Linked DNA regions of Mus musculus: region 2 is linked to region 1. Evidence: chromatin loops called from intact Hi-C (ENCODE). Cell type or tissue: left cerebral cortex. All regions are shown on one strand.

Region 1 (8,000 bases):
ATGAGCTCTCTTGGAGTTAGGTGGCATTTGAATGGGGTTTCTGAAAAGTGTGTGAGAGTTTTGATAGGCCTGGAAAAAGGCCTGAAATCACGTGTTGCCATTTCACCTTAGAGGCCAGTACAGTACTAGATACACTTGTGTTCCTTCAAGTAATCAAGGCAGTGGATTTCACCACGGGTTTGTTAAGGACAGAACTCAACACTTACTGCATGACAAGCCTAAAGCGTTAGTTATAATGGCAAATATATTTCTTGGAATTTTGCCTTCGTCTCAGGCTGGAGGGGAGAAAGGGACACACTCACAGAGGTGATGGATGACATTTGGGGAGTGTTTCTACTAGAAAGGAGATTCTGAAAGGAGGAACTTGAGAGTTGGGGTAGAGGAGATGAAATGTTAGTAGGGGATTGAAGACCAGGAGCGAGATAAAGAGGAGGCTCTAAATGTCAGCCTTGCATTTCCGTCAAGTCTAAGTGCCTTGGTGTTTCCTTAAAGCTAGAGATGGGCTGAGTAGGGTGAGTCAGGAGGATTGGTATGCAGGAAAGAAAAATGACGGCTTTCTTCTCCGGTAAACTGCCTGCATGCTCCGGAGAAGCAATTTTGAGTTTTGCCTTTAAATCTTTGTCAGCTATGTATTTGAGTTTGGGGTTTGGTTGGGGTAATAGTAACCTCTGACTACTTTATTCTCTTTTACAGCTAGCAAGGAGGATGACTCCCCAGGAGTCTGTCATCTGAAGTGATAATTTGCCCTATAGGGTAAAGTGCAATATATTCAGAGACTGACAATACAGAGTTTCCCGAAGGACTCATGAAACCAGTAGAAGTCTAGGAGGCGACATGGCCCTTGCCTGACCCAGTGCAGTCAGTAGTGTGGGATATAATAAGACAATAAAAAAGGAAATCAAAGGCATTAAGTAACGTGGATTGACGTACATCCAGTAGGAAGGAAAGCTAGAGCTGAGTTGTTTGACAAGACTGCTTCCAAGCAGGAGTTCACAATACATCCACACTTCCTTGTTCCTGCAGTTCCTGTTACTCAATTTCTGGTGTGATTCAAGTCCTGTGTCATATGCTCTTTGAGGGAAAATTATTAGCAAGGAAAAGAAGCCAACTTAAGCCAAGTTTTGACCTAGAACTAAATGGGGATTTAAGGGGCATTTTTTTTTTTTAACTGAATAGACTTCAAGGATTCTGTGTGCTTCTGTAGAAGCACTTTGTTTTAAAGGCCATAATTTCATAGTTTGAATAAGAGATCTTTACATATCCTGGCTTTTGACTGGTTCTTTCTTTCAGCAAGCCCAAGTTGGGTGTATATGAAATAGCATAGCTTTCTAAGCATGAGAAAGCATGCAGGAGTCAATGAGAACAGAACATAACGAATACATCTAATATAAGTGTGCTGGACAATTTATAGTTTTAGACACACAATGGGGAAAAGATAGGGGAGGGGAGAGGAGGTGATAGCCGGAAGGGAAAGCTCAGGTTTGAAAGTACAGAGAGACCTTGGAATAGGTAAAGGTGTTTAAACGTTCTTCTGTTTCCTCTAGTATGCCTCTATTTAAGATTGTTTTGCTATAGATATTTAGAAAAGTTTTTGTGTATTGACATGTACATAAACGAGAAAACTTTCAAGGAGGGATAGCTACTATATATCAATGCAGACCCATATGTAAGTCGTGACAAATGAGTACGAAAGACCAGGGAGAGAAACGGGGAAATCCCCTTGAAGTGCTGTTGTCCCCCGGTGGCTCTAGGAAGAAGGGAAAGTGACCTTTGCATTGGAACTCCCAAAGGTACATAGGATTAGGAGCTCAAACACTCCCTTGTCCCTCCCTATATGTGAATTGGAAATGCCACCTCTTTGGTGGCTTTCCCATTAGATTTTCCTTAACGTGTTGAATTGGTCATTGGGAACAGTGAGTATAACAGGTAGGCTTCTGTAGCAGAATGTTGGAAAACAATGTAAGATGAATGCCCAGGCAGCTGTTTTGCTCATATGTTGTAGAAATCTATCCCAAAGTTCAGTGTTTTAAAATAATTACGTGTTGACTCAGTACAATTGGGCAATTTTCCTTGCAGTCACTTACATACATAGATTGCAGTCAGTCAATTGGCAGAGACATAAAGGTTGCCATGTGTCATCCATTTTATGCCTGATTCATAGTGGCTGGAGTGGAAGAGATGGTCACCTGTCTTCATAAGGCTACTATAGGCTTTTTTATATAATAGAGACTTCAAAATGATCCACTTGCCTTCAGATCAAAAGTTCTGAGAATCAGACCAAATCTGCAAGGCCTTAGGACCTAGTTTAAGCAAGCAGTCACACTGTCTGTCTGGAATGAAGGCAGTAGATTTTACTTCTCAGGGGGAAAATGGCTTATGCCTCAAGGTAGAGCTGAAGGGTGTTGATAGCAGCCACTGTGGAGACAAGCCTATGATTTAATTTCCCCCTAGCCTACATCTCATCAACCTCACATCTGTATTTAAATACCATTCATTCTGATTATGATGGGCTATAGGTTGCTTTTAATTCTTAGACTAAAATACCCATTGACATTTACTTTCATTTGTCTCTTCCTGTGAACCAATGACCAAGTTTGTTTGCTTTTGTCTTGGTAGGCTGGCCTCCAACTTAAGGTTCTCCTGCCTCAGCTTCTCTGCTGCTGGGATTACAGGCATGGGTCTGGTTTTTAGTTGTTTGTTTATTTATTTATTCTGAAGTGAGTTCTTCACCTGGAGTGTCTTATGTTTTGGTGGTCACTCTGGGGATTGAACTCTGGGCCTTTGGCACTGTAGCCCTGAGCGATTCAGTTAAGCCTATGTACTTCTTCATTATACTTGCCAACCGTTTTGATTATGCTAACTTCTGCTGTATTTATTCATTGAAAGTTAAAGTTTTCTTAGAAGATTGGTCAGGAAATTTTGAGCTCACGGTTCTTATAAGGAGAATTGACTATTTTATCTGTGTGTTTATGATTTAGAAAATGATTATGATAGGAATTGTGTTTAAAAAAAAGTGTTTCTTAAATGTATTTGATGATACAGCCTTGGGGCTCTTCTGCTTTTTTGTGTTCACTTGAAGTACACAGTGCTCCAAATAGTCGGGTTGGGTACCCCTTATTGCCCAGTTGGGTTGGTACTACGATTACAGTAGGTCTGTTTAGGGGAGTTTGAGAAAGAGTCCTTGAACGTTCATGGCACCACTGACTCATCACACTTACTGATCAGCTGAATTAAGGTATTCCAACCCAGGCTTTGCTATTTTTATCAAGCTACTTATGTGGTGCTTCTGCACTCTGGAGTTTGACCTGAACGTAGAACAAAAGGTACTGTGCCACTTGCCTTATGTAAGAATAATCATGAGTTGGAGATGGAGATGCAGTTTAGTGGATATGGTACCGAGACCCAGCATACGCATGTGCTCACACACATGCACAGGCACATGCACACACCTCATTTCAGCTTTTACATTCTTATTCACATATGAGGACAATTTGGGGGTAGCGTTACTTATTATAAATAGAAACGAGTCAGCAAGGTATTATTTTCTGTATTATGAGAGTTGTCCTTTCTGCCTTTATCTCTTTATTTGTAAATCTGTGCTGTGCAATAGATTTTGGGTAGTTATTTCTCACTAGCCCTAAAGAGACTGCCCAGTGCCACCTCAGCCTTCACAACCGATTTCTCCCCCAGCTCTGTATCTCTACATTTAGGCTATTTGTTTCCACCTCTTTCTGGAGTATTCACCTTCTGTTTTGGAAATGACTATCTCTGATCCTTGTGAGTACCTTCATCTCATGCTAGTGTCTCCTGCCCTTTGTGAGGCATCTTACCTTTGTCTTACTGTGTTTCTGGATCTCCTGAGAACCTTGGGCACCTCTAAAGATACGTGTGTTTTCTTCCTGTGTCTGCACTTGATGTGCATCCATCAGAAGCTCCGCAGATGTCCTCGCTGCTTCTCCTTTGGGCTTCTTCCAGGGTGTGCCTGGGGTTAAATGCCTGCTGTGGTTGGGCTGGACACATTCTTTGACAAGCAAAAGGAACTGAGTTGCAGCTCTTGTTTCCCAAGAGTGAACCTTAGAGTCCTCCAGGAAAGTAAATTAGTCTATTCTAGTTTGACCTGTGACATAGACACTAGCAGGAGATATAACTCTTAGTGTGATTATTCTCCTTGTGTTGAATTAGAGAGATGTTGGAGTTATTGAAAGCCCAAATACATCCAGGATTGTATTTGGTATACTGAACAGTGTACCTGGAGTGTTTCTATGTAGAAATTAGTGGAAGGGAACCTCTGTTCCCAAACCTCACCTTTGTATAGCTCACTCCTTCCTAGAACTTCAAATTTTATTTTACCATCTCCTTTTTCTGGCAAAGGATTCTTTACCAAAATCTTATCATGGTCTTAGACTGTGTAGCCAAGCCTGGCTCCTTGGTGGGCTCTTCAGGTTATTTCATCCCTGTCCTGCTTCATCTCTGAAAGGTTCTCTCCTGCTTTGCTCTTGTGATGTAAGGAATAATTCTGTTCTTAGTACTCTTCTGTCCAACTAGTACTAGATCTATGCATTAAGCCTTTTAAACAAAGATTTATTTCTAATTTGTGTGTGTGCTCCTTAAGTGCTGGTATTCTCAGAGGCTGGAAGTGGAGGCCACAAGAGGAGGCCAGAAGAGGGCAGTAGATACCCCGAAGGCAGCTAGCTGTATTGGTTATGGGAAGTGAACTTGAATCCCCTGCTAGAGCTGTCCATGATTTTAACCACTGAGCTTTCTCTTTAGCCCCGTATATTAAATTTTAATAGAAACCATTATTTTTTGTTAAATTCTTTAAAAAAAAGCCACTTAGTTCTTTGGTTCTGGTTCTGAGGTGTGTGTATCCCAGCACACTCATGGAGGTCAGAGAACAACTTGTAGGAATTGGCCCTCTTCCACCATGTGTGGCTCAGGACTCCAGGCTCAAAGACAAGAAGAGCCCATCTTGCCATCCTCTTTGCTCGTTCTCTCTGTGTGCTATGTGCTATGCAAAAAATGTAGTAAATCTAAAAGATTTCCAGCTCAAGAAAGAATCAGAAAGCCAAGAGACAAGCCTAAGGAAACAGGTTTAGAATTTGAACCGTTTTTTTTTTTTTTTTTTTTTTTAAAGCTTTTGTTCTTACAGCTTATGTTGATTTTCCTCATTTAGAGAACAGACAATAGTCCCTTTATGGACTGACATGTTGCATCATCTTCAGGCCATGGTATCATGGTACTGACTTCCAGGTGATAGAAACTTTTCAAAAAGGGCATTTTAAGGCAGATTATGTTCCTTCTCTTATCTCATTGATGTAAACATTGCCCCAGCTCTAGGATACCTGTTTACTCACCACAGTTCAACCTTATAGAGTTTTTGCTGATCCGTGTGTCAGAGAAGCAGAGTTGGGAAGACAGTCTTGTTTCAGATCATGCAGCTTTAGCTGGCGGTGCTGCTGGGGGGTGCAGTGAGGGGTGGGGAGGGGAGGGCTGTGCCTGCCTCATTTGTGAAGCTCTGTGCTTGTTTCTGGTTGTTGATGAAACAGACAGACACCTAAACTAAAATGAGCTGGAGCTGAGAAAGCCTGAGTGCCTTCTTCATTTACATACTTCTGTGTTTGAGCTACTTAAAGCCATCACACAAAGCCACCAGCACACACTTGTTTCTTTGCTGTAGTATGTTAACATTCTAGCATAATTGTTGATCTGTGAGATAAAATGAGGCTCTCCATTAAAATTAAATAAAATAGTTCAGTGGCTTAGAAGGATTTATGGTTACGATTGTGGTAGTCATGTAAAATTTTAATATAGTTTTCATTTAAAATAACTGTAGTATTAAGTATATGTTTTCTTCTCCAGAGATTCCCCTCCAGTAGTGTAATGGTTGTGTGTAACAGAGGTTAAGTGAAGGTAACCAACAGGTAATTTACTTAGGTCTCGAGGCATTGTATATAAGGAAATACTGCTTTAATTGTATAGTTTAGAGGAGCTTAATAACTAGGAAACTGTTTCAGTTTATTTTTCTTTTCTTTGTCCTATAAATCCTTCTTGCTAGCTGTTTCTTAAAAGGTCTGCTTCTATAAAAGGAACACTTGTAAAAATTGTAATATCAAAAGGTATGTTAAATGTGTATTTTAAAAGTCATTTTATTAGATTGATTATACATTTCACATGAATTTTGAAGAACCTTTAAGAAGTACAGGCAAGATTTGTTGAAAGAAACTTGTTGTTTCTTGGTTTTCTTAATTTGGAAAGGTCATGTTGTGTCTTACTGCCTGGCTAGTATGCCCTTGCTTGGCCATGAGGGAGGGCTGAATGGTGAGACCTCTATTCCATCCCAGAATGTGATTTACCTTCCAGAGCAGATACTTCTTCCTCTCTGTGCAGCCCTGGCTGTCTGAGAGCTAACTTTGTAGACCAGGCTTGCCTCAAACAGAGGTCTGCCTGCCTCTGCCTCCTGAGTTAGTACTGAGTTTAATCCTGGGATTAAGAGCATGCACCACCGCTTTCCCCAACATTGTTTTAGTGTTGCTGCCGCCAGGCCAGAGCAGACTCCAGTAAGGAATCTGAGATGAGTTTGTAATTTTATGTAGACTGGCAGACTTAGTTCTGTATGTATGTATTCTGGTTTCTGTAACACCATGTTTGCTTGGATGTCTTGATTCACATCTATACCCATTAAGTCTCATGCCTGGCTTCTCTTTTGTTTCTCTTCTAAACGTGAGATGTATGTGAGTCCTTGTCTTTCTGCTCAACTTGGCCATGAACAGCTTGCTGAGTGGGTATGGGCAGTTTAGTACTGTCTCAGGTGTCTCTCCTGTGATTTTAAGTATAACTGTGTGTTGACATGCCGTTGGTACCTCTAGCCCCATTGTCTCATAACTTGTATCTATAATATTACATGTCTAAAACAGTACTCTTGAAAATCCCCTCAACTCTGCCCTTTCTTATTTTCCTCCATACTGGAAAGTAGGAGTTACTTTCATTAAGTTGTTCATGTTGAAAACTCAGCTGAGTATCTTGTTACCCTCTGTGGAAGTTGTCGCTTGTCATCGGCCCATTGTAGCCTTATGTATGTATGTACTTATGTCTGAAGTGTCCCCCTTGTATTGGCGTCATCTGTCCCACTCAGATTTCAGCAACATTATCTTTCACTTGTGTTACTACACTAGCCCCCTGAACTCTATTATCCATTCTTCACCTATTAGCAAAGTAATTTTCTGGGACGGCATGGATTGGGAATTAAATCCAGGACCTGTGAATACTCTACCAAGCCAACTCTTGAGTTAAACCCTCCAGTAGATTCCTGTTGTACTTGGAATACTATATTCACTACCAGGACTAATGTCTCCGGTCTCACGAAATGTCCCAGTTCCAGTTTTATCTCTGTTGTTGTAATAAAGAACTGTGACCAAAAGGGTAGGAAAAGGTTTATTTTGGGTTGTACTTACAACAATTTGCAGTCCATCATTGGGGGAAGTTAGAGCAGAAACTCAAACTGAAACCAAGAACAGTGCTTACTGGTTCTATCACAGGTTCATGCATAGCTACTTTCTTAGGGCCCAGGACCACTGCTTAGGGAATGATGCCACCCACTGTGTCCTGGGCCTTCCTCTGTCTGTTACCAGTCAACAGAGTCTCCACAGATGTGTCCACAGGTCACTCCGATCTGGGTGATCCCTCAGTTGAGACTTTGCAGGTAACTCTTGGATGTGTCAAAGTGATAATTAAGTCAACTGGGACTCTTCATTCCACTTTCTTGTAAATGCTCACAGAACTACTCTCCTTTCCTTTAAAAAGATGGACTTTGAATGCTGAGAGAATACACAGCAGAGCTATCTCTGTAATAGCCCGCAGCTGAGGAAGTTCTGGTTTCTTGGTTGGCTAATGGGTAGTGCCTGGGATTTAAACCCAGGGCCTTAAAGCATGCTAGGCAAGGGCTCTACCACTGAACTACATTATTCAGTTCCAGAAACACCAGCTTTTCTATATTGAGACTT
Region 2 (8,000 bases), 910 kb after region 1:
GATATACTGGGGTACACAACCACAGCTGGCTCCAGAGCTGTTATTTCTTCAATTTATTTTTCCTAACTCTTTGATACTCTCCTGTCATCCTGATACACTTTACTGAAATAAAAATGCAAATGTGTTGAATAACACAAAGAGTAAAGGAAACAATAAGGAGAATATGAACATATACACACTTAGCTTTAAAATGTATGCATGAAAATAAAACCTTAGAAGTTTTTATCCCTATCATAACACTACACAAATTACCTCCAACTTTGTTTTAGAGGAAGAAACCTTGCTTCCTGTCAAAACTCAACCTCACCTCTATCTGTGCTAATTTATTATGTATGATTTAAATGCTAACAGAGGAAAGATTGCTACATATGAACATGGCGCCACTGGAGTCATAAAACAGATTGCATGGTAAACCCTTGAGCAGTAAGGGCTGAGGGGGTGGTTTACTGAGTAAGGCACCTGCCATGCATCATGAGGGTCTGAATTCAGACCTTTAGCATCCACATAACAGGCCAGGCACAGTGCTGGAAAAATGACTAATTAGTTAGAAATACTTGTTGTTCTTCCAGGGACCTCAAGCTCAGATCACAGCACTCACATCTGGCTCACAGACATCTGTAACTCCAACTCCATGTGGATCGAACACCTTCTGGTGGTCTCGTTTCCTCAGGCCCTGTATTCCTATACTCATGTGCACATATCCACACACAGACACATCCACAAAACTGAAAAGAAAATACATCTGTTTTTTTTTTAATGACAGGCATGGTGGTACATGCCTATAATCTAGGAGCAGGGAGATGGAGACAGAAGGCTCCCTAGAGAGTTTGCTGGACAGCCAGTTTATATGGATCTGTGAACTCCAGATTCAGTGAAAACACTGTCTAAAAAAGTAAGGTAGAAAGTGATTGAGAAAGGCACCCCATGCTAGCCCTGACCTCTACATGTACAGCCACACAGATATACCTACACACACACATGCATGCACACACAGATGCACCTGCACACATGTGCAGCCACATATGTACCTGCAGACATATGTACCTGCCCACACATATGTACCCACACACACATATATATGCACACACATACTGAAAAATGAAAAGGCACTTTTCTTAAAAGATTAAATAAACAAAATTTTACACCTTCAAATAAAGTTAATCATGAATTTTCCCAAAACTTTTATTGCTCTTTTAAGATTTATTAAAAGGAATTCAACTAATTAATTTACTTTCATTATTAGGTAACTACTACTAAATCAAATTGGACAAAAGTCACTGATAGCATAGTAATAAATCATAATATAGTTAAACTACAAAATGGAAATAGATACAAAATGTGATACCACACACCTGTAAACCCAGCACATAAGAGACAAAGGCAGGAGGGTCAGGAGCAGTCTGGATCCTCTACAACACAGCAAGTTTGAGGCTAGCCTGTAATACAAGACATTCCCACCCTACCCATCACTCAAAAGGCAGGAGTACAGAAGTTAGCAAAATAAAGTATTTAATATAATATGAGTCTATTTTTCATGCTGTTTAACATGAGTAACAATGTACCAGGCAATACACACAGCTTCTATTAAATCTGAACTATAACAGAAATAGCAATAGGTTTTCTATTAAAACTCAGATTACCAAAATCTTTTCATCACGTTTTCACCATATTTTACTATTTAAGAGACAAAAGAAAGCTCTTTAAGCTTTTACCTTACTCTCTGCACCCCCCCTCGAGAAGGAGAAGGAGAGAAGGAGAGAAGGAGAGGAGAGGAGGAGGAGGAGGACGACGACAACAATGACGACTTAAATAACAAGAGTGTTCTGAAACAAAAACAATGCCTATATTAAACTATATCAAAAATATATTAAACAGAACTATTAATAGAGGTTATACTAAAAGAGGAGGTCTTTTATGCTGTGTGAAATGATTATCTAGCTTCGTTACTGTCCACATATTGGTTGCTTTCTATTATTTCAATTAGAGATATTTAATGTTTCTTCTATATATTGAAAGTGCCATTTAAAAATTATCCCAAGCCAGACTTGGTGGTCTATACCTGGAATCCCACCAACAAAGAGGCTGACAGAGGAGGAGGAGTCTGAAATGAGCCTGGCCTATATACTGAGACCATACTGCAGTCTGATATTTACATTTTTCTCAAACATAGAAATATCTCTAAAGTTACTAGACTAACTTTTGAATATTAAGCTGGATTTTAAATGTAAGTCAAAGTCATTTAAAGACTGATTATCAACATATAAACTAACATTTAGTTATAGAAAGTTTACAAAGCCAAGAGATTACACTGATCTGTTTATTTATATTCAGTTTATGGTTTCTGAGGGAAAAAGTTCTTAATATTTTGCAATTGACTAATTCAATTGATTACAATACATTTAATGTTTGCAAATGTTTCCATACTAAAAATTCATTGAAATTTATAATATATATGTTTGGCAAATAATCACATAAAATATCTAAACATACCAAGAAAAAAAAACCTCTTCATATTAAGAAAAATTCAATAAACAAATAATTTAAAGTTTTTTATTGTTTTTAAGGAATATAAAGGCAAAGATATCTGACTCTATTTTATATGTAGTACAGTGCCTTGAACTAGTTACCAGGATGTTGATCACAAAAATATATTACAAACCAATATTTGTGAAATTTGCATATTTATTTTAAAATCAACTTTTTTTCCAAAAACAATTTTTATTACGTATTTTCTTCATTTACATTTCAAACACTATCCCAAAAGTCCCCCATACCCTCCCCTCCCCCCGCCCTGCTCCCCAACCCACCCACTCCTGCTTCCTGGCCGTGGCGTTCCCCTATACTGGGTCATATAATCTTTGCAAGACCAAGGACCTCTCCTCCCAATGATGGCCGACTAGGTCATCTTCTGCTACATATGCAGCTAGAGACGCGAGCTCTGGGGGTACTAGCTAGTTCATATTGTTGTTCCTCCTATAGGTAAAATCAACTTTTAAATATAATTATATTTTCAAGCTATTTAGTGTAATCAGAACACCTGATCTTATTTATCAAAACACTAGAGTACAGGAAGATTTACTCCCCAAGCCCCATAAATGTAAGGAGTTGAGCAAGAAGAAAGATAAGAATGGCAATTGGCAATAATGTTAAGAGGCACCGAGTGACACACAGCCGCAGCACAAAGCAGCATGTTAGCATGACACCTGCGCGACACCGGTTCAGACTGCACTCCTCCACCAGACCCCACTGGAGAGGCCAAGCTGGGATAAGAGGAAGCAAACCACATGAAACCGATAGCGCAAAATAAAGAAAAGCAAACAGTCTTCGGGCATTCAAAATTGCTTCAAAATTCTGTGGACTGGGATGCCGAAGTCACAGCTGAGGGACTTTTAGCATATCCTTAGAAAGGTTGAGTTCATTGTGCTAACCCTGTACTCACTCTATGTAGATGACATTCTCACTGATCTTGTTAAAGAAAATCCTGCTGCTGCTTTTAGTCACCATTCACTAGAAACCTTAGAGCATCACGTACAAATATGTGTTCACAAAGCCTTCCTTAGCAAGGTTATGAACCTTTTGAATAGAAGCATATGAATTACTAGATTGGTTTTTTTTTCTTTTGCATCTTCTTTGTTTGGAACTATTGGATATCTGCTATACTATTTGCCATCAACAAGGAAGCTCTTAAAAGATAAATTGTAGGAAGAGTAAGCATGAAGGTCCGGGATCTTTAGCTATCTGTTTCCTTTCTCCTTAGTAGTCCCAAGAACCTTAGATTTTAAATGTATTCCATCTCTAATCTGTTCTCATTTGACATATGTGTAATGTCAAAATAAAGCTGTCAATACATTGAGTTCAGTTATCTTAATTGGCTTGAATACTGTGGGTGATTCATGCATCAGGCAGCAATCCCTCTGCAAAAATAGAAATGTCCCCGTGCTGAGTAGAGGTGGGGTTTATAGGCAGAAAGGGGCTGAAGGAAATGGCAAAGGTTCAGAAAAGCAAATTGATCCTTTTAGTTAACCCACAGGACTGAACATGGGGAAGGCTTCCCTTCGTTTGATTTCTGTCCCCGTTTGTAAGTTTCTCAGTTGACCATGAGGTTTCCAGTGGAGTGATTCTGTTGGCACTGTCCTCGCCTGCAGTTTTATGAACCATGAGTGACAATATTTCTTTCCTTATACAATACCTAAGTCTGAACTTTCTCATTCTCCTGGTACAGTTAACCTCCACATATTAATTACTTCACTGACATATTATATTAGTGAACATGTTCCTCAAAAATACATAGCGAACATAGTGTTTCTACCACTTAGGATTCATTTAATAAATTTTACAAATTAGGTACTGGAAACCTAACTATCTGTGTAGTGCTAGTGAAAGTATGGTTACTGAAAGAGAATCTACAACCAACTTACTAAACCAGGATGATCCAAAACAACAATCTGTAAACATCTGTCCTTATACCCAAAGATAAGTATATTCTTCACCTCTCAGCAGTGAATGTCACTGCAAAGAGGGGGAGACCTCTACAGAAAGCTACCAAATGCAGACATGGCACCTACATACAATAAATAATAAGTACATCTACAAAACATCCCCATGCCCAAGGGTTAATGAATATTCCAGAAGAAAGGGCCGAAAGACTATAAAGCCAGAGAAGATCACAGAATTTGCCATGAGATTGTCTCTCTAGCCAGGCAGTGGTGACACAAACCTTTAATCACAACACTAGGAAGAAGAGGCTGGCAGACCTCATGAGTTCAAGGAGAGCCTGGTCTACAGAGCAAGTTCCAGAACAAGCAGGGCTACACAAAGAAACCCTGTCTTGAAAAACAACAACAAACTGGACAGGGAGAAGCCCATGAGGCCTCAACCCTAAGTAAAGAATGACAGGCAACTGAGGAAAGCTGACAGTAGGAGAGGTGGCCCTCCCCAGGAAGAACACACCAAAAAGCAGTGCAGTGCCAAACTGCCAGGCCTGGAAACACACCCAAGTAACATCACATGATCCCAGTAGGTTTTATTTAGGAATTTATATTTTTATATATACATATACATGTGCATGCAGTAACAATTGAAAACAAATAGGCCACAATTTGAAGGAGAACAGGAAGGAGTAAATTGGAGGGTTTGAGGAGAAAAATACTGTAAGTAAAATAAGACTAAAAAAATTAACAAAATATATTTACAAATTGGTGCACAACTACACAAACCCTCTTCACAAACTGTCTATCCAGTCTTAATGTCAATACACTCTTTATGTAATATTTAATAAGAAAATAGATAATCTGCCTAGAATTGATGGATAGTTGAGAAAAATTAAATGTCTGGGCCTTTAAGTATCTAGCAAATTGACTAGAGGTGAACAGACAGCTCTCACCAAACCTTAAGGCTACACTCTAATGAGTTGCTTGCACTAAAGAACTCCTATCCTGTCTTCTCTATTATCAGAAAGACTTCCTGTTCACCCAAGGCTCAGATCATACTTAAAATATTGCTTAAATGTTTTCTCAGTCTTTTCTTCTCTAATCTTCTCCGTCTTCAATATTTAGCCAGTAATTCCCAAGCGTTTAATAAAAAAGAATCCTCAGGAGTTAGATAATGACACCCCCAGGAGGTATCTAGCCTACAAAAAAAAACCCACAACTTTGAGATACTTGTTAAATATTTAAATTGCTTAAATTTAATCACAACTTGTTACCCTAATTTCTTGTCAAAAATGTTTCTAGAAAAACTGATTTTCCTTTTCCTCCACAATTGTACTATTGTTTTATACACACACACACACTCCATACTCAATGGTAAGAACTATATAAATGATAATGTTCTTTACAAGAAGATAAGTTTTTTAAAAAATACTTTTAGGAAGCATACAGACATGTCTCAAAAGTATGCTCAGTGGCCAGCAAGATAATTCAGAGAGTAAAGATGCTTGCCACCAAGGCTGATGAGCTGAGTTCAATTCTCAGAAGCCATATGATCTCCACAAAGAGTGTGCTATTTGTGTGTATAAACACACACAATAAATGTTTGTAAAGTATACCTAAGGGTGAACACAAAGAAATAAATTCAATAAAACCAAAGTAAGTGTTTTTCTGAGTAAGGAGTTAGTGAAACGCAGCAAGACCCAGTGCTACATAAAGGTTCCTGTTAACATTAGTGCTGGGGTTTTGGGGAAAAAAACTGGGGTTTTGGGGAAAGGGCCTATCAGCTTATCTGTAACCTTTTACAACAGTTTCTATTAGTAGGCCAGGCTGGCCTCCAACTCAAGATCCTCTTCCTTCAGTCTTCTAAGTGCTGGACTTACAGACAGGTAGATACCATGCTTTTGTTCAAGTAAAGTGTATATTGAAATAAAACCTAAATTTAAACACTGTATAAAATAAAACTATACATGTGTGAAAGAGCCAACATTAAGAGTAATGCACCAAGAAATATTGCAAATCCACTGAAGAAAGAAAATAAAACTACTAATATTTTTAATTTGGTCTTTCTTGCCTTTTAAAATAATAATAACATGTTTTTTATTATTCTACTATCCTATGTGTCTTAATCATTTATATTCTTTTCCGCTAAATGAGCATTAAAAGATGGTTTTCCTAGCTGAAGGGGTCTGCAACCCTATAGGTGGAACAACAATATGAACTAACCAGTATCCCCCAGAGCTCTTGACTCTAGCTGCATATGTAGCAGAAGATGGCCAAGTCATCCATCACTGGGAAGAGAGGCCCCTTGGTATTGCAAACTTTATATGCCCCAGTACAGGTGAACATCAGGGCCAAGAAGTGGGAGTGGGTGGGTAGGGGAGCAGGGCGGGGAGAGGGTATAGGGAACTTTCGGGATAGCATTTGAAATGTAAATAAAGAAAATATCTAATAAAAAAATTGAAAACAAAAAAAGAGGGTTTTCCTAATATTTCTACAAAGTAACTCAAAATCATTTGATAATCTTCCCCAATGTGTTTAATTCTTCATTCAATAAGAATTTAAAAATCACTGCAGGCCAGTTATACACCAGATAATTGTACTATGAAGAATAAACAACAGCTGCATACGCCTGAGATCCCAGAACTAGGGAGGCTGGGGAAGAGAACTGTTTGAGGCTAGCCTGGATACATAAAAGGAACTTACTCCCTAAAACAAGTAAAGGAAAAAGAATAAGTGGCAAATAAAGTGAGTTCATAAACTGGCTCTCAAAGAGCTTGCAGTTTGCCCAGCAGATAAAGTAACAGACAACAGCATGGGTAAATGTAAAATGGTTTAGTAAAGGCTAGGGAAAGCTTCCCAGACAGATAATCAACGAAGCACTCTGGTTCTAATGGGACATTCTACAAGAAGTACCCTGGCTTAAAATAGAACAGTAACCTGTCCACAGGGTCACAAAGAGCTACACAGAGTCAGAGCACAAGGCACAGAGGAATGTGATAAGAGGCAGGACAAAGCAGATAAGGTCAAAAAGAACAAGCTAAAATGTTTAATGTCACCTGCTGAAAAACCAAAGGGGATGTCTCGGCCACAGAAGCCCCCATCACAAGAATTATATAGTTTTGTGACCCACAGATCCTTTTCATAAAGTGCTGAATCATAATGCTTTGTTCTCAGAAAGTTTTTACATGCATAAAACAAAATACACAGAATTCTAAATAATTCTAGATAGTCCACACTTCAGTAGTAGTATATAGTTAGTGTAGAATGGATTTCTTTTGATAGGGTTTGGGGCACACTGCCCCAAAACACAGCATCTTGGCATGTAGCTCCATCAGGAAAGCCACTTTGACCTTCCACTTGCTTCAACCCTAAAGCAAAACAAGCAACCTAGGAAGTCACCCTGATACTTCGCCACCCTTATCCCACTCAAACAGACCTCGCTGTTGGTGTTCTCCCTATGCCCAATATTATACTCTCACAGATGCCTAGAAATATTGTACTTATCACTACTTTAAAATGACCATAAATAGATCTGCCTATAGAAATTACAAAATGTGCCTGGCATGGCAG

What was found. Peaks named below come from ENCODE experiments on the same cell type or tissue, not always from the same donor. Only the 100,000 strongest peaks of a DNase experiment are listed, where the experiment ranks them.
Region 2: it touches region 1 in a loop (4-fold over the local background); 3 of 42 quality-filtered maps call a loop at or near these places.

What each region holds. Positions count from the first base shown.
Region 1 is chr10:52,418,633-52,426,632 of GRCm38, forward strand. All of the region lies in intron 1 of Nus1 (NUS1 dehydrodolichyl diphosphate synthase subunit), which reads left to right. Among named protein-coding and RNA genes, the nearest start is that of Nus1, 5.1 kb to the left of the region's middle. In left cerebral cortex, a CTCF peak has its summit at 4,662 (motif pointing right); DNase peaks (open chromatin) are centred at 11, 421 and 4,657; H3K4me3 peaks cover 1,221 bases; H3K27ac peaks cover 112 bases.
Region 2 is chr10:53,325,587-53,333,586 of GRCm38, forward strand. The region is part of intron 3 of Cep85l (centrosomal protein 85-like); the gene reads right to left. Among named protein-coding and RNA genes, the nearest start is that of Pln, 8.1 kb to the right of the region's middle. In left cerebral cortex, no CTCF peak of the experiment used is centred here; a DNase peak (open chromatin) is centred at 3,948.